2 separate regions of the Homo sapiens genome follow, and region 1 is linked to region 2. Evidence: chromatin loops called from intact Hi-C (ENCODE). Cell type or tissue: GM12878. All regions are shown on one strand. Each heading gives the region's core, and the rest is flanking DNA. Links, peaks and the distances in the headings are about the cores only.

What was found. Hi-C counts contacts between places; a loop is a spot of excess contacts. Peaks named below come from ENCODE experiments on the same cell type or tissue, not always from the same donor. Only the 100,000 strongest peaks of a DNase experiment are listed, where the experiment ranks them.
Region 1: it touches region 2 in a loop (5-fold over the local background); 18 of 110 quality-filtered maps call a loop at or near these places.

The regions. Positions count from the first base shown.
Region 1 is chr9:91,201,380-91,213,250 of GRCh38, reverse strand. No RefSeq gene overlaps it. Among named protein-coding and RNA genes, the nearest start is that of LINC02937, 44 kb to the right of the region's middle. RefSeq lists an enhancer at 4,775-4,834. In GM12878, for the core only: no CTCF peak of the experiment used is centred there; a DNase peak (open chromatin) is centred at 4,990; H3K4me3 peaks cover 1,003 bases; H3K27ac peaks cover 1,781 bases.
Region 2 is chr9:91,145,170-91,157,040 of GRCh38, reverse strand. The region is part of intron 1 of LINC02937 (long intergenic non-protein coding RNA 2937); the gene reads left to right. All of the region lies in intron 2 of LINC00484 (long intergenic non-protein coding RNA 484), which reads right to left. Among named protein-coding and RNA genes, the nearest start is that of LINC02937, 12 kb to the left of the region's middle. RefSeq lists enhancers at 9,186-9,305, 9,713-10,280. In GM12878, for the core only: no CTCF peak of the experiment used is centred there; DNase peaks (open chromatin) are centred at 5,870 and 9,100; H3K4me3 peaks cover 481 bases; H3K27ac peaks cover 807 bases.

The DNA of each region.
Region 1 (11,871 bases), core at 1,428-9,427, 56 kb before region 2:
AAAGGAGAACATTCTGATGCCTTTAAGTAATTTGAGATAGCTCTACTTTACATTCATTTTACCAAACCACCCTGCCTTCCTAGTTTGTGTCAGGTCTGAGTCTGGTCATGCCAGAGACAACGTCCCCGGGAGTGCCCCTGCAGCAAGCTTCACTGTGGTACAGCCCAGCTGTGTCCCTAAGGTGTCCTCCTTTCACATTTCCATGTATCAGATAAACACCCATTTTACTGTGGATTTACATCCTCATTGTGGCGACTTCATTGCTATTTGAAGGCATGTAGGCTTCATTTTTTTAATTCTGAAACTTACATTTTTTAACTTAGGAATTTGAACTCAACCTCAATTCTAAAATTCTTATAAGAGGCAAATGTGGACTGGCTGGCTGCTGATGTCTGTCCTGACAAAGGTAGGCGGTGTCTTCACTCATGTTTGGACACTAAGGTGAGCGCTATTTTCTTTATGACCTTTGGTGCTGAGGCTCTGCGGATTTATGATGATTGCTCAGCTGATCATCATACTATAAAGAGGGCTTACTAAAATTCACATTTGGCACTCTCTGTGGTGGTCGTATCGGGTGGCATGCATACTAAACTTGCTGGGCTATTCGTTTTGTGCGTGATAATTTGCACCTAAAATGCTGGTGGTGGTTTTCATAGCCTTTTAAAGGTTGCAGGGCCAGTTTGTCCTATCCATGACATGCTAAATACCACTTTCTCTTGAACTGAGCAGGAAATAATTATGTCGTTAGGGAAAAATATTAAGAGTGTGCTGTGTGAGTCGTTTCTCTTGGATTCATACTCTAGTCTACTGTCACTGATCGAGCACCATTTAATTTCCTAACAAGTTCTGATGAAGTCACTGGAATGTATCTGAAAGTAAAGTCCTGTAGTGACTTAAGGTATTGCAGACTTCATGTATTATGGCAGAGAAAAGTGCCTGTCCAATTCTCTGAATAAATGTTTGCCTTTCTCTTGATTTTCCTTTCAGTATCGGTCTTGCTGCTAAGCAGTCCTGATCCTCCCCCAAGTCAAGCTCACAGGGCTCTGGATAGGGCCGTGCTACCTAGGGAGGGTCCCCTGCATGGGCTGCTCCTCTTTTCTCCAGCACACCGCCTGTTGGTGCACAGAGTTGGAAATGCAGTAGACGTATCCATGTGTTCAGACTAGGTTAGAGAAGGCTCTCAAGGAGGATGAGTGATCAAGCACAGATAGAATTCAGAAGATGAAAGCAAAATAAAGAAAAAATTTTCCGTTATCTCAGAGCATGAGGCCTACTGGTTTTGAAGTAATTTAGTGCTGGTTAATTTCTAACTTGTCTATGAAAGGAAAGGAAAAGAGGTCTCCAAGTTTCTGAAGTTCTGAGGCAAGAGAAAAGTTCTAGTAATGGCCAAAATAAGAGTCAGATTTTCTGAGACTGATTTCTGTAATGTAAAGGATCATTTCACGTTTGCTTTGTTCTTAATAATGATGGATCTGGTTTTCCTGTTAATCATTTTTTTTGTTGTTTTTCTAGCAATCAAAAATTGGCTTGTCACAAAGTGTTACTTTTCTGATAGCACTTTTCTAAGTGTGAATAGGCCAAAGTAGTGGAGTGTCGATTCATGGATCAGCACTTAGAAAAAGTGTGTACCTGCACATGGGTGTGTTGCTGGCCCGCCATCGGCCCTTTTCCTCACTTGACCTGAACTTCTACCTCTGGTGATATGCCCTACATTTGCTCTTATTCGGGCTCCAAGGATCCTGGCACACACATTCAGAAATAGTTAATCATGCCATTATTTGTCTACCGATCTAGTAAAATATTAACTAATACTTACATCAGTACGTATTGAACTTTATCAGAATAGCAATAGAAGTTATTTTCTCATAGTATATTAATAACTATACATGTTTCACAAAAAATAAAACATTTTAAAGTTAGTTGCTAATATTCTGGTAACACAACATAAGAGGTACTTTTCTGCATAAATGAAGCAGGATACAGATTGTGATTTGGGGTATTTTGGGAGGTGGAAGGTGGCTGAATCCTCTGTTCAATTGTATTTGTGTCTCAGGCTCCAAAAATATCACTGTTTCAAATGCTTGCCTTTGGATTTTCACAGTCTTCTTTGGGACCTCCAGAAATTCAGCTACCCCTTAGAGGGTTAGCACCTAATAAGCAACCCAAAATAATTCTCAGGGCAGCATGAGAGATCTGGGGACCTGGTGGGGAAAATAAAGGATGTCAAGGACAGACCAAGACATGCACCCATGTGGCTCAGGAGCAGCCCAGGAGACGCGCCTGTGTGGCAAGACATGAGATGGCCCCTTTTCCGGGAGCTGGCAGTTCCCTCAGGGGCCCCAAAGTGAGCTCCTAGGAACCAACATGTAAGGTCCTTTTTAAAGGCCTAATATAGAAACAGTACTGTGTGGTGTTTTGATTTAAGGAAACATTTTGACAAGATCACTGAAAATACCCTCTAAATAAGATGAGTGAATAAGAGCTGGGTATTATGGTAATACTGAGTAACATTTATGAAGCCATTCATACCTACCAGATGCTTTACAGACACTACATCCCCGAAAGGATAGGCACTTTGGTTATTCTGTGGCACAGAGGAAGAGAAAACCATAGAGGGATCACTTACCCACAGCCCCACGGCATGTACATGCTGGAGTCAGGAATTACACCCAGGGCTACTGGCCCTTTTGTCACTGTTGAGCTTGAAAACAGCCAAACAGCATAACAGAAGGCTGCTGATACGTGTGTTTTCGTCAACCAAGAGGGAGTAGTGTCCTTTGCTCTGATTTGGTCAACAATTTTCTCATTACTTGGAAAGATACCAAAAGTGTGCTTATCAGCAGATCTGATGACACAGGCAAGTAATGTAACAATTAGAGCTAATGCCCACTCAGCGCCTCCTCTATCAGACACTGTGCGTTTTCACACCTAATACCAAAATCTTATGAAATGGGTTTGCTGATTTATAGTTTAAGAAACTGAGGCAGCAGGATTCATGCTGGGCATTCTGTGTTCTGGGTTCCAATGTTTAACGGCTATACCATCAAGGGCACGGAGCCAGTCTTGGTAGATGTGAATGATGCTTGGATCTGTCAAGATGCTAGTAGTGATTGGTGTATGTCCTCACAACTCAGTTCCCCCTAAAACCAGCAACTGGAGTATAAGTGTGAAGACTCATGGTTTGATAGCAATGCTTGTCAAAAAGGGGGCAAGATGGCCTGTAATCCCAGCACTTTGGGAGGCCGAGGTGGGCAGATCACGAGGTCAGGAGATCGAGACCATCCTGGCTAACATGGTGAAACCCCGCCTCTACTAAAAATACAAAAATTAGCCGGGCATGGTGGCGGGCCCCTGTAGTCCCAGCTACTCGGGAGGCTGAGGCAGGAGAATGGCGTGAACCCAGGAGGTGGAGCTTGCAGTGAGCCGAGATCGCGCCACCGCATTCCAGCCTGGGCGACAGAGCAAGACTCCATCTCTAAAATAAAATAAAAAACAAAAAGGGGGCAAGATGTGCTCCCTGTGGGTCAAGAGTGTCCCAGACAGCTTTTGGGAAGGGTGACAGGTGTGTTGCTCTATTTGGCCCTGGTCAGACTCATCTGGATTGTTGTATTCAGTACTCAGCATTGCAATTTCAGGTGGTCATAGATTCACTCTGTAGTTTTCTGTAAAGCACACAGGAGCTCTTTGGCCAAGTTTCAGCTCCACCGAAGTCAGCGATGAGACCGTGGACAAAGTGCCTCATGTCCCTGAGCCCATTTCTTCATTTGTAGAAGAATCCAGTAGTTCAGGATGGTTTTGAAGACCCAGTCACATTGGATGTGATCTGTATAAAAGTGCTTTATGTGGTGGTCGTGTTTTATTTGTTTCATATTTCAGAAGACGGGAAGGTGGGTCTCGCAACCATGGCTGGTTTGGAGGCATGTACAAGAACCTGGGCTCTTCACTCAGGAAAAGAGAAGTCTAGGGAAACATGGTAGCTGCCTCCAGTAGAACTGCAATATGAAACAGGTCTTCAGAGGCTTCCAGGGCGAGGGGAAACCATGCAGGGCTCCTCCCCACCTCCCCACTTCTGCTTGTTGCTCTGCGCTTGTCCAGAGACAAGAGATGTTGACTAAAGTCTATGCAGGGAAGTTACTTACACCCTCCTAGGTCCAAAAGCTGCCCACTGCCTCTGGAGTGTTAGAGCAGAAAGTGGGCAGGCATGGGCAGGGCCATTGCTGCGGGAAGTTAAGAGGCACCAGAGGACAGTTCTTCCAACTTAGACGGTTTTTGTGAAGTGAAAGCAGACTGCAGGCCTCCAGCACTGGCGCAGACTCTGACTGGTGCAGGCCTCTAACACTGGCATGGATTTAGCAGATGAGAAAGATGGGTCTCCTTACAAATACTGGTCACTAGTGAGTTGGGCCTTGAGAGACAGAGAAAACAGGTATCTGCCTAAGGTGTGTCTGGTTAACTATATTGGCCCTTGAGGTAATCTACAATTTAAGGAGTTTTAGTTCCTCTAACATTTTAAGAAATCATTCTCATGTTTGAGTGCCATGTTTATAGTACCAATTTTGGGGGCCAGGGTGGGAAGATTGCCCTGAGCAAAGCTGTCCATTTTCCCATCATCTAGTTGGTTTTCATGGAGCGGCCCACCTGCTCCCCACCTCAGGAGATACTGGAGGACTCTAGCCCTGCGGTGGCTGTGGTCAGGCCAAGGGCAGGCCAGGCTTCCTTCCTAGGCTTCAGTTCATTCCCCCATCTTGCTGCCAAGGTACCTTTAGATGTTTTGGTCCCCTAAAGCATTTAAACAGACTGTCGTGTAAAATGCTGTCTGAACAAAGTCTCCCATGAACCCACGGCACAGTGTGTACCTGAACCTCCCAAGAGAAATAGTAAAATCACCACATCATCAAGTTGCAGCTCAGGGACTACGTAGCTTTAGTGGTGATGTTTGCAGGAAAAGGTTTCAGAGAAATTTGAAAATTGGCAGGTGCACTTTCTTGACCTTTCCAAAAATAGTCTGAGTCACTTTCACTTTCAGCCTTCAAACTGTGTTGAATGAAACCTTTGTGCAGTTTACAGAAAGTGAAGAACTGTTTGGCAAGAGAGAGAAGTTCGAGCTCCTAATAGCCTCGGCTGCATTGAGTAACATTTCTTTTGAGTTGTCTATTAACACTTTCCTGAAACATGCTTTTTATGACGCCTAGAACTTGTGTAAGAGTGACTGTAATTTGAGTTATTTAAAAATGTAAGTACAAGAAATGTGTCACACGCCATAAGAGCTAGGAAATGACAGCTCACATTCATCTTGGTGGAAGGAAACTCTAATTATTGGAAGATGTGATTGGAGTATTTGTTCTTAATACCTACGGTGGCTCTGTTATATGCTTGCCTAACACCAGTATTGGCTTGCAAATAACACTGAAAAGCTCCTTTCTTTTCCTCTGGTCTTTGTGGGAAGGCATGGTATGAGTCGAGATTGCTAAACCACTCTTCTGAGAGGACTCAGAGAGAGTGTTTATCCTAGACTATCCATGGCCCTGGTACTTCTGAGTTCAGTTGTGGTGTGATCTCATTAGTCCAGGCTCAGAATGGCTCGGTAACCTCAAAACTCCAAGCCCTCGGTGCTTGCTTTGCTTCCCTAGACTTGCAGCTTATGTACGCCCACATGTGCTTCATGCGTATTAAAAATGCTTGCATGTGTAGATAGGAAGATATATGTTGACTGTCCTGAAAAACTTGACATACCTAACATTTAAAATTGTTTTGAGTTTCCCCCGGGGATAAACTAGTCTTCAAATGTAAACGTGATGAGCAGCGTAGGGGCTATGGTACCAGAGAAAAGAGCCGAATCTCGGCCCTGGTCCAGCCCTACCTCTCGTGCTCTGTCACCTGCAGCAGAGGTGGAGTGGGGGCCATGTCTGTGAGCGGGACCTCATCTTGTCTATTCCTCAGACCCACCCAAGGGCAGGGATTCCCAAAACTGCTGGTACCTGTAAGAGGTATTGTATTCTTGGACTCCATTCCATAACCTCTCATCAGGATTCTGGGTTTGGAACTCTAGAATCAATGTTGAGGAAAAATAGAACTTGGCGATTTTATTTTTCTAGATATAATTCACATACCATAAAAGCCACTCTTTAAATTGTACAATTCAGTGGTTTTTTAGTATATTCAGAGTTGTACAGCCATGACCACTAGCTAATTCAGAATATTTTCATTGCCTCCCAACAAGCCTAGTACTCATGAGTAGTCACTCCCTTGCCCATTCCCTCCACCCCCAAGCCCCTGGCAACCACTAATCTACTTTCTGTCTCTATGGATTTGCCTATTTGAGACATTCATATGAATGGAATTATATAATATGTAGACTTTTGTATCTGTTTTTTTTTCATTTAGCATAAAAATTTTCAAGATTTGTCCACAGTGTAGTGTGTCTCAGTACTTCTTTCCTTTTTATCACTGAAAATACTTCATTGTATGTATATGTCATATTTTGTTATCTACTCATCAATTGATGAATACTTGTATTGTTTCCACTTTGGCTGTTACAAATAATGCTGTTATGAACATGTGTGTACAAGTATTTGTGTGGGTACATGTTATTTCTCTTGGGCATACCTACAGATGGAATTACTGGATCATATGACAACTTTATGTTTAACTTTTTGAAAAACTACAAAACCAACAAGCTGTACCATTTTGTAATCCCACCAGCAATGAATAGGGTTCTAATTTTTCCACATCTTCATCAATATTTGTTATTGATCTTTTTGATTATAGCCAATCTAGTGAGTGTGAACTGGTATCTTATTGTAATTGTGATTTTGATTTGCAATTCCCTAATGATGTTGAACAGATGTTCATATAATTGTTGGCCATTTATATAGTCTTTAGAGATATATCTGTTTTGCCCATTTCTAACTGAGCAAAACAGACAAAAATTGAGTTGTGAATGTTCTTTATGTATACTGTATACAAGCCCCTTAACAGATATATGATTTGCAAATCTTTTCTGTTCTGTAGGTTGTTTCTCCATGTTCTTGTTGGTATGCTTGGAAGCATAAAAGTTTTTATTCTGGTGGAGTCCAGTTTATTGTTTCCTTTATTGCTTGTACTTTTGGTGTCGTATCTAAGAAACCACTGCCTGATCCAAGGTGATAAAAAGTTTTCATCAAAGAGTTTTATAGTTTTAACTTTTATATTTATGTTTTTGATAAATTTTTTATATATGGTGTGAGGTAAGCATCCAGCTTCACTCTTTTGCACATTGATATCCAGCTATTCCAGCACCATTTGTTGAAAAGACTGTTTTCCCCCATTTATTGTCTTGGTACCCTTGTCAAAAAAAAAAAGTTAACTATAAATGTAAGAGTTTATTTCCAAACTCTCAATTTTACCCCATTGATCTTCTGTCTGTCCTATGCCAGTACCACACTATCTTGATTACTAGAGCTTTGTAGTAAGTTTTGAAGTTAGAAAGTGAGAGTCTGTCAACTTTTTCAAGAGTATTTTGGCTATTCTGGTTCCCTTGTGTTTTCATATGAATTATAGGATTAGCTTGTTGATTTCTACCCCGAAAAACGCATCTAGGATTTTGAAAGGCATTATGTTAAATCTGTAGATCAGTTTGGGGACAGATGTACCCTCAACAATATTGTCTTATCTATGAACATAAAATGTTTTTTTCTATTTAGTTCATTGATTTCTTTCATCTGTTTTGTAGTTGCCTCTGTATGTCTTGTATGTCTTCAACTTCTTTTGTTAGATTTATTCCTGAATATTTTATTCTTTTTTTTTTTTTTTTTTTTTTTGAGATGGAGTCTCACTCTGTCACCCAGGCTGGAGTACAGTGATGTGATCTCTGTTTACTGCAACATCTGCCTCCTGGGTTCAAGCAATTCTCCTTCCTCAGCCTCCCAAGCAGCTGGGACTACAGGCACTTGCCACCACACCCAGCTAATTTTTGTATTTTTAGTAGAAACGGGGTTTCACCATGTTGGCCAGACTGGTCTCAAACTCCTGATCTCAAGTGATCCTCCCGCCTCAGCCTCCCAAAGTGCTGGGATTACAGGCATGAGCCACCATGCCCAGCTAGAGTATTTTATTCTTTTTGATGCTACTGTAAATGGGATTGTTTTTTCTTTTTTTTTTTATACTTTAAGTTTTAGGGTACATGTGCACAACGTGCAGGTTTGTTACATATGTATACATGTGCCATGTTGGTGTGCTGCACCCATTAACTCGTCATTTAACATTAGGTATATCTCCTAATGCTATCCCTCCCCCCTCCCCCCACCCTGCAACAGGCCCCAGTGTGTGATGTTCCCCTTCCTGTGTCCCTGTGTTCTCATTGTTCAATTCCCACCTATGAGTGAGAACATGCGGTGTTTGGTTTTTTGTCCTTGCGATAGTTTGCTGAGAATGATGGTTTCCAGCTTCATCCATGTCCCTATGGGATTGTTTTCTTGATTTTATTTTTGGATTGTTCATTGCTAGTTCATAGAATTACAACAGATTTTTATATCTTGATGTCTGGCAGAAGCACAGTTATTTACTCTGAACTGATTTTTTAGTTCTAATCTTCTTTTAGTGGTTTCCTTAGGAGTTTCTATAGGATCCTGTCATTTGCAAAGAGATAGTTTTACTTGTTCCTTTCCAATCTGGACGCCTTTATATTTTTTTCTTGTGTTATTTCCCTGGCTAAAACCTCCAGTGTAATGTTGAATAGAAATGGCAAGAGCAGACATCTTGTCTTATCCCTGACCTTATTCCTGACTATTACTTATAATGTGAACAGTGGATTTTTTTTTTATGGAGGCCCTTCATCAGGTTGAGAAAATTCCTTTCTATTTGTACTTTCTTGAGTGTTTGTTTTTTTTTTTAAATCAAGAATGGGTGTTATGGGTGTTGGATTTTGTAAAAATGCCTTTTCTGCATCTATTGAAAGGAGCATGTTGTGGTGGATTTGTCTTCTATTGATAATTGTTACCACACTGATTAACTTTCAGATATTGCACCAACTTGCATTTCTTGGATAAATCTCTTGGTCATGGTGTATACTCTTTTTTTTATGTTGCTGGATGTGGCTTGCTGGCATTTGGTTCAGAATTTTGGGGTCTGTCTTCATAAAAATATTAGTCTGCAGTTCCCTTGTGATGTCTTTCACTGGTTTGGGTCTCTGGGTAATACTGATTTCATAGAATGATTTAGGAAGCATTTCCTTCTCTATTTTTAGAAGCGTTTGTGTAGGATTGGTGCTAATTCTAATGTAAACAGTTGATAGAGGCCGGGTACAATGGCTCACGCCTGTAATCCTAGTACTTTGGGAGGCCGAGGTGGGCGGATCACGAGGTCAGGAGATCAAGCTCATCCTGGCCAACATGGTGAAACCCCGCCTCTACTAAAAATACAAAACTTAGCTGGGCATGGTGGCAGGCACCTGTAGTCCCAGCTACTTGGGAGGCTGAGTCAGGAGAATCGCTTGAACCAGGGAGGCAGAGGTTGCAATGAGCTGAGATTGCACCACTGCACTCCAGCCTGGTGACAGAGTAAGACTCCGTCTCAAAAAAACAAAAAAATATATATTGGTAGAATTCACCAGCAAAATCATGTGGATCATATCTTTTCTTTGTTGGAAGTGCTTTGATTGCTAACTCAGTCTCTTTATTTGTTACAGCTTTCTACTTATTTTTTATTTCTTTTTGAAGAACTTTCACTAGTTTGTACCTTTTTAAGAATTTTTCTATTTGATCTAGGTTATCTAATTTGTTCACATATACTTGTTTGTAGTATTCCGTTATAATTCTTTTTTATTTCTATAAAGTCAATAATAATCCCCCCCACTCCCACTCCCAACTTTTCATTCCTGGTTTTAATATTTCTATCTTTGTTTCTTGGTCAGTCTAGCTAGGTTTATCAGTTTTACTGATCTTTTCAAAAAACCAACTTTTCATGTCATTGATTTTTCTTGATGGTTTTTCTTATTCCATAATTCATTTATTTCCATTCTAAACTTTATTATATCCTTCCTTCTGCTTGCTTTAGGTTTAGTTTGCTTTTATTTTTCTAATTTCTTAACATAGGACATTAAGTTATTGATTTGAGATCTTTATTCCTTTTAATATAGACATTTGCAGCTATGCATTTCCCTCTAAGCACTGCTTTAGCAGCATCCTGTAAGTTTTGGTATGTTGTTTGTAGAAAAGAGTTAACATAGCAGACCTGAATGGCTATCACTGGGAAGGATTGATTGCAGGGCTGGTCCTTGGCTGGCTTTTGGGAGCTTATCAGCATTCCCAGACCTTATAAGAGTTATATCTAAACTGTACAAACCATATGGTTTATACTAAACACATGCTTTCTTTTTAGGAAGATGGAATTTGGGTATTTGCCAGGTGGAATATGCCTACATGGCTAGCCCCCAGCAAAAACTCTGGGCTTTCAGTCTCTAATGAGATGTTGGCAACATTTCACAACATTTCATGTGTTGTTACATTAATAATTTGTTGCTGGGGAATTAAATACATCCTAGGGACTCCACTAGGAGAGGACCCGTGGAAGCTTGCAACTGGTCTCCCCCATCTCTACCCTGCATTTTTTCCCTTTGCTGTTTTTACTTTGTATCCTTTTGCTATAATAAATAATAGCTATGAGTATGACTGAGTCCTTTAAGTCTAACTAGTGATTTACTGAACTTCTGACACGTGGTTTTGTTTTCATTCATCTCAAAGTATTTTTAAATTTCTCTTGTGATATTTTTTCTTTGACTCCCCTTTTTTTAGGATTGTGTTCTTTAATCCACATACTGGTGAATTTCCAAATTTCCTTTTTTTACTGATTTCAAATTTCATTCCATTATAGTTGGCAAACATACTTTGTATAAACTTCAGTCTTTTTCATTTTATTGAGACTTGTTTTATGGCATACCATATGGTCTATCCTGGAGAAGGTTCCATGTGCACTTGGGAAGAATGCATATTCTGCTATTGTTGGAGTGTTCAATAGATGTCTGTTAGGTCTTCTTGGTTTTGTTGTTTCATTCTTTTATTCCTTGTTGATCTTTTGTCTAGTTGTTCTATCCATTTTTTAAAGTGAGATACTGAAGTAGGCATATTATTGTTGACTTGTTTATTATTCAACCATAATAGTTTATTATTATTCCTGTAATTCTATTAGTATTTACTTCATGTATTTTGGGGCTTTGCTGTTAGATGCATATATGATTATAATTATGTCTTCTTGATGGATTAACCCTTTTATCATGATAAAATATGCTTTTTCTCTAGTAACCATTTTATCCATTTTAACCATTTTATCCTTAAGTCTATTTTGTCTAATATTAGTATAGACACTTCAGCTCTCTTTTGGTCACTTTTTGCATAGTATATTTTACCCCGTTTTTACTTTCAGCCTATTTGAGTCTTGGAATCTAAAGTGATCTCCTGTAGACAGCATAATGTCAAGTCATGTTTTTAAATGTAAAGGCTCATTCTGCCTTTTAATTATAGTGTTTAACCATTTACATTTAATATAATTATTGATGAGGTAGGGTTTATATCTGGCATTTTGCTATTTGTTTTCTACATGCCATGCCTTTTTGTTTCTTTCTCCATTACTACCTTCTTTGTGCTTAATGGATATTTTCCTGTGTACTCAACTACCATTTTAATTCCTTTGTCATTTCTTTTGCTATATGTTTTTGACTTGTTAATAGCTTTTCTGGAAATTACAATTACCATCTTGACTTACACAATCTTATGGAGTAATACCAACTTAATTTCAACAGTATACAAATTCTTTGCTCCTATGTAGCATTGTATCTTCCCCCATCCTCTGTGCTTTTATTGTCATACACATTAAATCTTTATGCACTGTAAGTTCATC
Region 2 (11,871 bases), core at 1,312-9,311:
CTCACAGCAGAGCCTGAGAGGCCATCTAGCCCTTATAGATAGTTTCCTCAACCCTTGGCCTAGGCCTTGTTCCTGCCAGCATCTTATGGTGTGGTCACCAACCCTGATGTGCCTGTTCATGTCCTTGTCAGGAAAGTCCCTAGGCACAAGTGCCTGTGGTAGAAAATGCTTTTGGAGGCCTGCTTCTTTCCTGGAAGTCACAGAGGAGGCCGAGGATCCATGGGATGGAAAAGATTAAAAGATGATTTAAGATCAAAAGTCCCTAGTGATATTGGAAAGGCCCTTCGAGGCCACCTGACATTATCTTGCTTGTTGATGGGTGAAGCAAGACCCCAATAGGGGGTGGGTGGTGAGTCCTTTAGGTGCCGGGTGAAGGAGCCGGTGGAAACCTGGGTGAAGCCGGATGGGTGCCACCTCCAGTTGTTTTTGCAACAGGGTGTTTTCCCAGATTGTAGGTGTTGGTGGGATGGGAAGGCCCAGAAGTGAGTTGTGCAAACAATGCAGAATTTTGTCCCCTCAAATTAACACTTGGTTTTAGTTGCAATATTTAATTTACTGTGCAGTTTTCAAATAATATTAAAAGAAGGCATGGGATTTGTACATTAATCAGTGGGAAGCATAGAGTTAAAAAGACAAGACAAGACTAAGAAATGCTGCTCTATTTTTCTGCTACTCAAAGCGTGGTCCACAGACCAGAGGCATGAACATTGCCAGGAGATTGCTAGCAATGCAGAATTTCAGCCGGCCCCACTGAGTGAGAGTCTGTATCTTAACAAGGTCCCCAAGTGACTCGCAAGCACAGGAGCGTCGGAAACCCATCATTTCAGTTACTTTTAGGCTTTGGTGTGTCTTGAAATCGCTTGGGAGGTTTCAGAATTCTGAAGCCCAGGTCCCACTTCAGAGCTCTGCCTGGGGAGAGGCCAGGTGTGGAGCCATCTGAGGGTCTCCAGATGGTTTGAACGTGCAGTGGAGGGTGAGAGCCTCAGTCAACACTGGCCTTGTTTTTGCTCTGAGTTTCACAGCCCTGAGCCCCAGTGTGCCATGTTCCAGGTAGAGTCATCTAGGAATTTGCTCCTGAGTCAGGCTGCTGAAGCCCACTGTTTGTTCCCTCTCCCTGGAAGGGTGGAGATCCAGCCCTCTCTGGATTCTCTGAACCTCTGGTGAAACTTTTGGAAGGTGTGACAAGGATTCTGACTCCAACTTCCATGGCCAGGCACTTGCATGGCAGTGAAAGAGCAACAGGATTTGGTGCTTCCCCCACTGGGTGATGCAGGAATGTTCTGGATATCAAACAGGGAGTTAGCTTACTGAGACATGATTTTCAAATCCATGAGCAGTATGCTTTCTTTAAGAAACACTTGTATAAATTGCATTACTGTGAGGAATGGTTCTCAGCACTTTACAGATATTAGCTCATAAATAACATGACAGTCCTGTGAGGTGGCTTTACAGCTCCACCCACCGAGAAGTGGAGTCAGTGTTGGTCCCCTTGATTCTGGGCCTGACTTAGTGGCCTGTCCACCAAAGTTACGGTGGAGTGATGCTACGTAACTTTCAAGGCCAGGTCATGAAGAGGTGACAGCTTCCTGCTGGCTCTCTGGAATACTCCTGGGCCACCGTGGAAGCAGTCTGACTGCCCTGATCGAGCATGGCCACCATGCTGCAAGGAAGCCCAACCAGCCCACAAGTGGAGAAGTGCTGAGGTACTGAGGTGCTAAGTGACTGTGATGGGCAGAGCCCCTGAGATTGGCAGGCCACTTGTTCCTGCATCAGATCTGGTTCGTCCTGACCAATGGGCCTTGTTTGTCATGGGAGGGGGCCACAGAAATTGGGGCCCCAGTGTAGCTGGTGTTATTCAAAGTCTGACTGGCTGAGGCCCCCTGAAGTCAGGGTAGACCCTGGGCTCTGTGCTCTCCCAGCTGCCATTCATGCTACACTTTTTCACCCATCCTTGGCCTCAGGTAGGGTCAGAGGCCTTCAGGGTGTCCACCTTCCCTTCTCCCCAAACACCTGCTGAGCATCCCACTCAGCCACACCACAGAGCTGCAGTAGGCTTAGGGGACTTTTCTGCCTGGGTTCCTTGTGGTCAGCCAAACACCAACTCTGACTCCTCATAGTGGGAAGGGTGGGATGGAAGCCAGGGGATGTCTGTTGGCAGGCACACAGCTCTGCAGGCATCTGCCAAACAGACCTTATCTGACAGCCACTATTGGGCAAAATGGTTCTCTAGACCTCAAAATATGCCCAAGAGGGGATGCCGGGAGTCACCAGCACCCAAGAGAGCACCCCGGGGACAGGGCTTCAGTTGTCGGTGAACTCCTGTCCCTTCTGCCACTGAGTCCTCCTCAACTAGGGCAACCATAGCCCCCGGAGACAGGGTGTAAGCATCTTAGCAGTGCGTTGCAGTGGAGCAGTGATGTAAATATATAAGGGAATATCTTAGAGACAATAGCATTAGAACAAGGCCGAGCCTTCAGTTTGAGACAAGGACTGGATGCACAATGGGCCCTTTAACAACATAGGTTTGAACTGTGTGGGCCACTTATATGCAGATTTTCTTCCACCTCTGCCATTCCTGGGACAGTGAGACCAATCCCTCTTCTTCCTCCTCCTCGACCTACTCCACTTGAAGACAGGGATGAAGACCTCTATGATGATCCGCCCCCACTTGGTGAATAGTAAATATATTTTCTCTTTAATGATTTTCTTAATTATATTTTCTTCTTTCTAGCTTACTTTACTTTAAGAATACAGTATATGACATATATAACATATGAAATATGTGTTAATTGGCTATTTATGTTATCAGTAAGGCCTCTGGTCAACAGCAAGCTATTACTGTAAAGTTTTGGGGGGAGTCGAAATGTATACGAGGATTTTTGACTGCATGAGAGTTGGTGCTCCTAACCCCTGCATTGTTCAAGGGTCAACTGTACTTCGAGGTACTACAATTTTAGTGATTAATTTGTCTTTCTTGTTGGTGCTTTATTGTGTGGGTTGATTTGTTTTCATGAATATGTATTGGTAAATAAAATAAAAGAGTTTTAAAAAAGGAAAGCCTAGGCTGGGTGCACTGGCGCACGCCTGTAATCCCAGCACTTTGGGAGGCCCAGGCGGGTGGATCATGAGGTCAGGAGTTCAAGACCAGCCTGCCAAGATGATGAAACCCCATCTTTACTAAAAATACAAAAATTAGCTGTGTGTGGTGGTGGGCACTACTCAGGAGGCTGAGGCAGAGAATTGCTTGAACCCGGGAGGCAGCGGTTGCAGTGAGCCGAGATCGCACCACTGCACTCCAGTCTGGGTGACAGAGCAAGACTTCGTCTCAACAAAAGCCTGTGTTAACTGCACCCATTAGCTGTGTGCTCTTCAGCAAATAACTTACAAGGGGCCCTCCACCTTTCCCTACTCATTCCCTCTGAAACTGCATTTGCAAAATTTATGACAGTGAGAGAAATCTGACTTAGTTGATTGCATCTTGCTTCTGACCTCCAAGCTGTCCTTGGTCAAGGCAGCATGGGCCAAGGTAACTTTAGGAGGAATATAGTTTATAGTTTAACTTAAAAGCAAGGGTAAAAGTAAATCCCTCCATAAAACTAACCCCCTCCTTGCTCAGGGACCAAAAACCGCCTTTGTAAGACTAATGAAGGATGACAAGATTAGAATTGTGGGAGAGGCCTGAACTCTGCCTAAATGATGGCATAATTTCTATAATCCCTTACTGCTCAGGGGTCATGTGGCCAGAGGTCACAAGATTTGTGACGTTCCCCAATTGCTCCTGTGGATACATCACTATTGTAGAACCTAAGATTGGTTTTATCTGATTTTTTTCAGACTGACTTCACCTGGACCCCTGACTCATAACTCAGCTGGTCCTGTGGTTCCACCCAGAGGTGGACTCAGTGCACAAGGATTGTTTTCCACCCCTTTATGATTTCCTCCCCAGCTAATCAGCAGCACCCATTCCCTAGTCCCCCAGCCCACCGAATACTTGAGTAATAACTTCATTTCTCCTGCATGGGCCAGCCTTACGTCAGTTAAACTCTTTCTCTGTTGCAATGCCCTGGTCTCAGTGGATGGATTTCGTGCAGTGGGCAGGAAGAACCCATCAAGTGGTTACACTTTTACCTCAGTTCCCTCCAGGACTCAGGAACTCCTCTCTGGGCCATTGTAAAGATGAGAAATAATACACATACAGCCTGGAGCTCAGTGTTATTTGGGCAAGGTTGTGGGTAAATGTTTGTAGGTAAAAGATGGGAATCAGATCTACCCAGACAGCTCTTCATGCATGCACGTTGGGGAGACAGAAAACTCACCATCCAGGGAAGGCTTTCACCCATGTGATGACTTATTTTATGAGTCAATTTGAGTGGACCGTAGGTGCTCAGATTAAACATTATTTGGGTGTGTCTGTGACAGTTTTCTGATGGGATTAGCATTTGAACCAGAAGACTTAGTGAAGCGGATGCCCTTCTCAATGTAGGTGGGCCTCATCCAACCCCTTGAGGGTCTGCACAAAACAAAAGACAGAGAACAGAGGAATTTGCTCTCTTCCCCCCTTTCCTCCATGCTTGAGCTGGGACATCTCATTTCTTCTTCTTCTGCCCTGGGATTGGGATTTACATCATCTGTTCCCCTGGTTCTCAGGCTGTTGGAACAGGAGTGAATTGTAACACTGGCTTTCTTGGGTCTCCAGTTTGCAGATGGCAGATCTCAGGGCTTGTCAGCCTCCATAACTGTGTGAGCCAATTCCTCAGATAAATTTCTTCCTGTGTACATACCCTGTTGGCTCTGTCTCTGGAGAAGCCTGTCTAATTCACATGTGGTGGGCAGGGATGGTTAGCTGGCTGAGCTCCTCCCTTTCCTCACTCCATGTTGTCCTGTGCTCTCCCTGGGCCATTGGGGTGACAGAGGGGAGGAAGGGAGGGAGGAGACGCAGTGGAGAGGATGGAGGAGGTTTGCTGGGGAGTGCAAGGGGCAGTAAAGGGCAGCAAAGGGCAGCAAAAGGCAGCTGAGCTGTGTGGGAGGCAGGGAGTGGGAAAGCAAGATGGCGGCGGGAGGTTGAGGGATGTGGTGGGAGCTCAGTCCCCTTGTGTGGTTGGAGACTTGCAGAGCTGGCTTGATTATCCTCAAGTCCCCTTTGGTCCCTGGGCAGCAACACCCACGAAAAAGTGCTGATTTCCCCAGACCATGGTGCAGCTACCACCCACTGAACCAGGGTTGAAGCTTTTATACTCAAGGGAGAGTGGAAACTTCTAGAATAGGGAACAGCTTGGTGAGCAGGTAAATATGGGCAGGCAACATTTCCGAGAGTGGGTGTGCAGATGGTGGGCAGTGGGGGGGAGGCACACTATTTTTTTTTCCCCAAAAGAACTAACTCATTCCTTAACTCATTCCTTAGAGAAAACTTCATGAAAACAGAAACAACGATGCTCCCAGAATCACAATCATATGTTGGATTTACTCACTTGAAGCTTCTCTCCAGATGTGGTTAAGGAAATATGACAAATAGACCTTGTTCTGATTTTTACTTTCTCTAAAGAACTAATATAGCTGATGGATTTATGATGAGAAAGCCATTAACACCATGAGCTGGATTCATAGTGCTCCTTGTCTCTCAAAAAATTGAGATACTTTGAAATAATAGGTATGTTTCTTTAAGAACACATTCTAGAAATTCAGGGCAAGAAGACCCTGCATCTGAAAGAACACACAAGTGGACATTCTGTGTTCAGAGAGACGAGAAGTTCCTGCCCTGGGGGACTATTTGGGTACTCAGTGTTCATAATGATAAGATTCATTTAAAAGGCAAAAACCCACAAACTAAAATGCGGTCAAACTGTTGCAGAGAGTAGGGGTGACGTACAAGGTGAAGGAAACAGAAGTTTTGTGGTTTAATAGCTGGTTTCATGATGAGTTATGGTATTTCTTCAGAAAAACTCTGCAAGCAGTTACGTGGTGCTATTAGACAGCTTTGGGAACTAATTCAGTCATGGTTTTGTAACTCATCTTCAATGGTGCTTGTTTTTTTGTTTGTTTGTTTTTGGTTCGTCTTCACAGTCACAGCCCAATATTTTTGTTTGGAGGTGGGGAGGGAGTGGGTTCCAATTATCTGCTGCTGTGTAATAAACCATCCAAAATGCAGCAGCATAGAGCTACCATTTTATTATTCCAGTTCTTCAGATTGCCTGGGGTCAGCAGGATGGTTCTTCTGCTGACCTCCTTTGGGGTCTCTCCTATTGGCAATGACTGGTAATAGGGCTGAATCACCTGGCCCTGGGACTAGGAAATGGAACATGGACAGCTGAGCCTCTCTCTTTCTCCTTGTGGCCTCAGGACTTCTCCATGTAGTCTCTCCAGCAGGTCGATGGTCTTTTAAAATCAGGGGTCAGCAAACTTTTCAGTACAAGACCAAATATTTTAGACTCTTTGACCATATAGTCTATGTCACAAGTACTCAACTCTACCATTGTAATGCAAAGGTAGCCATAAATGCCCATAAACAGATGGACATTGCTCTGCTGCAATAAAGCTTTATTTACAAAAATAGACAGTGGGCTGGATTTGGCCCATGGGCCATAGTTTGCCAACCCCTGTCTTACATGGTGGTTCAGGACTCCCAAGAGCACAAGAACAAACATTGCCAAGCTCTACAAGTTAGGCCCAGAACAGGCACAGAGTCACCTGATACACTGTTGACTAAAGTGGGTCTCAGGCTTAGTCCAGACACAATGTTGGAAAGCAGGGAAGAAAGAATGTTTCTTCCGCCCTTTTAGGTTTAGTGACTGTGGCCTGCAAATTAAACTAACAAAGGACAGATTAACAGGAGAAAAAGTATACAAATTGTATTTGATGTTAATATCTTAATTTTTGGGCTGGGCATGGTGGCTCATGCCTGTAATCCCAGCACTTTGGGAGACTGAGGCAGGCAGATCACTTGAGGCCAGTAGTTTGAGATCAACCTGGCCAACATGGCGAAACCCCGTCTCTACTAAAAATACAAAATTAGCTGGGCATGGTGGTGCACACCTGTAATCCTAGCTACTCAGCAGGCTGAGGCAGGAGAATCGCTTGAAGCCCTGAGGTAGGAGAATCGCTTGAAGCCAGGAGGCGAAGGTTGCAGTGAGCTGAGATCGCACCCACTGCACTCCAAGCCTGGGCAAAAGAGCGAGAGTCAGCCAGGCATGGTGGCTCATGCCTGTAATCCCAGCAGTTTGGGAGGCCAAGGTGGGCAGATGACCTGAGGTCAGGAGTTCGAGACTAGCCTGACCAACATGGAGAAACCTCGTCTGTACTTAAAAAAATAATAATAATAATACAAAATTAGCCAGGCGTGGTGGCACATGCCTGTAATCCCAACTCCTTGGGAGGCTGAGGCAGGTGAATCGCTTGAACCCAGGAGGCGGAGGTTGCACTGAGCCAAGATTGCACCACTGCACTCCAGCCTGGGCAATAGAGGGAGATTCCATCTCAAAGAGTGAGAGTCTGTCTCAAAAACATTTTTTAAAAAATTTTTACATGTAAACAAGTATCTTACAGAAAGTGAAAACCCAAAGAAAGAGTTATGACTGAGAACTCATATACCATTTTAACAAAGACTGTAAACTTGTGGCAAAATGACAAGGCAAAGACAAAGGATTTGAAATTCTAGTGGTGATAAACCGTGGAATGTCAAATATGTGGGGGAAAACTAATGGAAGATAAGGTTTATTTAGTAAGTTTGTTTATGCAGATTGAAGCCAGTATCATGTCAAGGGATAAGCATTGTCTCCTTTTCCTGGCAGAGGGGGACCCCTTCACAAAGGGAAATTTATGCCCTCCTTTACACAGGTGGGAAATAATAGAGAGATTTTCCTGCTTCTGCTATTTCTCATTTGCCTTCAGCTCAAAATAATCCTTATGCCAAAGTGGTATATTCTGGGGTGGCATGCTCTGACTCCCTTCAGGGATGACTGCAGAAGGGCAGTTACAAGGATTTGGGGTTCTTGGGGCCATCTTTGGAGACACATGGCACAGGGGAGTGAGAGATGTAAGGTCACTCTTTGGTGTTTGATTTTAAGGAAACATTAGTGTATGCAAACTTTGTGTTTAAACCAAAGAGCAGAATTTATCATTTGAAATGAAAATTTTATAGCTACTAAAGTAAAAATAGGTGAGTTTAGTTATTTTCTGTTGAGTGCTACTCCACCAAGGTTAACAAAAGGACTGAAGTGCAAGGATTTCGTGGTGGGAACGCTTGTCTCCTTTGCCTGCTTCCCCTCATTCATTATTTTTGTATCCGGATACAGGAAACAGAAATGCTACATGACAATTACTCTCAGATGCAACGGTCTTTCGGACATCATGTTTTGCTGGGGTCAGATGGGGACCTTATTTTCTGTGTGTTCTGGTTCTCCTCTCTGGTAAAGGGGTGTCCCTAGGGGCAGCTTTTAAAGGGCTGAGTGGCTTCAGGCACAGGCAGGGGCCCTCCTGCTGGGGTGATCCCCTGGTGAGACAGAGCCCCTTTACTCTGGTCTGCACTGTTTTACAAACCTTGACTTCCCAAACTCAGGTTCTCCCACCTTAGTTCCAGCCACGAACCTGTTTCTATAATACAATGGATCATGTTACTGCCTTTTGGGAAAACCCCCGACTGCTCCTCCTGATCCTCCTGACTGACTGCAGTGGAAGCATCATCTATATTCCAGCTGAACCATCTTCCTGCCCACCCAGCACACACTGCGCAAGACCCTACTCTATAATCCCCTGGACTCTTCAGTCTTCCCAAAGGAGTCCCGAACCTTCCTATCTTCTCATGTTTACTCAAAGCCTGAAATGCTTCCCCCATTTGAAGATGATTCTCCAAATCTCAACCTAAGTGCCCCTTTCTCCAGGAAGCCCTCCTTAGTTTCTTTTTAGTTGGATCAGTTGTTCCTTCCTGAATGAACCCGAGAAGGAGAGAGAGAGAGGGAGAGAGAGAAAGCAGATTTTTACTATTTTACTGAAACATATCCTAGAAGCCCCATGAATACTTTCACATGTAAACTTAGAACACATTTACCTTTGCAGAGTGCAGAGAGTGCAAGAAAGTTTAACTGAAAACTGTGATAGTTTCTGCTTCTTGATGATTCATCTCTTGCATGATGAGCAATTCTGTACCTGGAAGAAGAGTTGCTGAAATATGTTCCCCAATTGCTTGTTCTCATTTCCACATAATGTGTGTGTGTGTGTGTGTGTGTGTGTGTGTGTGTGTGTGAATGCATTAACAAGTTAGCCAGTATATAAGTTTACATGCTGCTCTTCAATTTCTCCAAAACTTTCTTACGGATCATTTAAAAGCTCAATGATGTCCCTTCAATAGCTCAGCTGGTAGAGCAGAGGACTGTAGCTAATTCCTCATAAAATCTCAATGAGATTAAAAACAAGCAAGCAAGCAAGCAAGCAAGCAAACAAACAAACAAACAAACAAACAGCCCAGAAAGGCAGATGCAAAGAAGCAGCTAAGCCTTCCCTGTGGCTATATGAATGGATGCTCAGGAGGGGCCTTTGCCTGGGGTTAGGGAGTACACAGGCTTCTTTTGTTAGTTTTTGTTTTTTCTGTAGTGAGGTTGGCAAAGCTGCCTCCTCTCCCAGCCTTGAGCTGGTGCCTGGGCCTAGGTGGGTGCTACCGAGGTGTAAAAGAAGTCGGGGCTCTTGTGGACAGAGGGACCACCCACCCCAGGATTTGAAGTTAGGACAGGCTCTCCAGGTGAATTTGGGGGGCCTCATGGCAGCAAAGTGCTATGAGCTCAGGCACACTTGAGGGGCACTGGTGCAGGTGAAACAGAACAACCTGAGGATCTCAGCAGGAGGGACAACACGGAGCTGTCCCTGCACTTAGGGGCACAGCCTGCATGCAGGTCACTGTTCCTACACGGCTGCTGCCCCTGTGGGCATGTCACAGTAAGCCGATCACTGTGACTTATGGATTTTGCAAAAGAGTAGGAGTTTATTCACGAGGCAGTCAAGAGAGGAGGCGGGAGGACAGGTCTCAAATTTGCCTCTCTAAAAATAGGACGTGAGGGTACTTATGGGCTAGAAACCCAAGTGGTCTTGAGGTGAAGGGGGAGGTAATGGGAGTTCATGCAAGCCTGGTGGGGCTGCACGGTTCTTCACCGGACACATGCAGAAAAGGGTGGCACTAACCTGATCTAAGGGTGGAGATTTTAGCCCTCTGACGTCAAAAGGTCACTCTTTGGACACCCACACAGGTTCAGCTGAAGGGCTGGTGGACTCAATGAGCTTGAACTGGACAAGTACTGCCCATAGTTCCTGAAAAACAACTCTAAGTGCTGGTTACTATAGTGACCTATAGTCAGAGCCAGTGTAAGGAAGTCAGTGGGAGTTTAGTGAGTACTGCTCAGCTACGTGGCGTTTAGCTATGCGGATTTTTAGATCAACTAGAAGTATGAGATGAAAAGTAAGCAACTTAATCAAGTGAGCCCTCAGCTTCAGGCACATCCTCTTTCTGCCTCTCATCTCTGCATCTTCCCTTCTTTTGCCCAATTGGGCCCAGCCAGAGAACTCTGCCCCATCTGCTGTTTCACACTGTGAGGGCAGTGCACCAGGGTGCGAGGCCCTTGGTATGCGCAGGCTGAGCTGGTGGTTTGAGCACAGGCCGGGGCATTTTCCACAGTGTGGATTGGGACCCCTTAATGGTCATGGACTTAATTTAATAAGATGTGACTGACATTTTAAAAAATGAAATAAAAATAAATTTTAATGAAAGAGTGCATAATGCTAAGGTTTTTTTGTTTGTTTGTTTTGTTTTTTGTTTTTGTTTTTTTTGAGATGGAGTCTCACTCTGTCCCTGAGGCTGGAGTGCAGTGGCGCTATCTCAGCTCACTGCAACCTCCTCCTGGTTCAAGCGATTCTCCTGCCTCAGCCTCCTGAGTAGCTGGGATTACAGGCATGTGCCACCATGCCCAGCTAAGTTTTGTATTTTTAGTAGAGACAGGGTTTCGCCATGTTGGCCAGGCTAATGCTAAGGTTTTTTTGTCCTTGCTTTTTTTCCTGCTTTCTCCATCATTGTACTTATCAATGTTCATACTATGCAGTGCGTGCATACTGTATCCAAATGCATATTTCATCATGCACCTTGAGATGCTCTTTTCTTTCACTTTCTCCGATGTCACTATCTCTTGGGTTTCTTCTTCCTAGTTCATACAATCAGTAAGTTTTTATTTCTCATTTACTCCTGAAATGCTGGGTTCTCAGGGCTCCTTGCTTTGCCTCGTGATCCTGGTGATGAGAGCTGATGATCTCCATCTTCCTCCTGCCCCAGGCCTGCCTTTCTCAGGAGGGCTAGACCTGCAGGTCCAGCAGCCACATGGTGTCCCTTGGATGCCCCCCGGGGCTGACCCTGGGCCCCATCTCCGTTCTGCCATCCTGCTTCCCTCCTGGGTTCTCCGTCAAGTTGCCTAAGCCTAAATCTAGGCTCTTCCATCTCCATTAATGTGCCACATCCAACTATTCACCAGATGTCATCATTGCTACTGCCTTGGTAGCAACCACCTCTCTTGTCAACCCCAACCCCACCCCAGCTTGGGCCAACATCATGTCTTAAGAGATGCCAGTGGTGGCCACACTAATGTCTGTCCTCCAGCCTCTTTTCCCCCCACCACACTGCGGAATGCTGAGAGGTTCAGAGTGTGCTGCCCCAAAATATGCTACTCTGGCTTAAGGATTATTTTGAGCTGAAAGCAATGTAAAACAACAACGCAGGACAAACCCTCTTTCCTCCTTTTCTCTACCAAGAAGAGCAGGGAGATTCTTAATCATGGGAGACAACTCTAGACTCATCAGGCTGGGATGACACCAAAGGAATCTATATCACAAATCTTTCAAACTAGT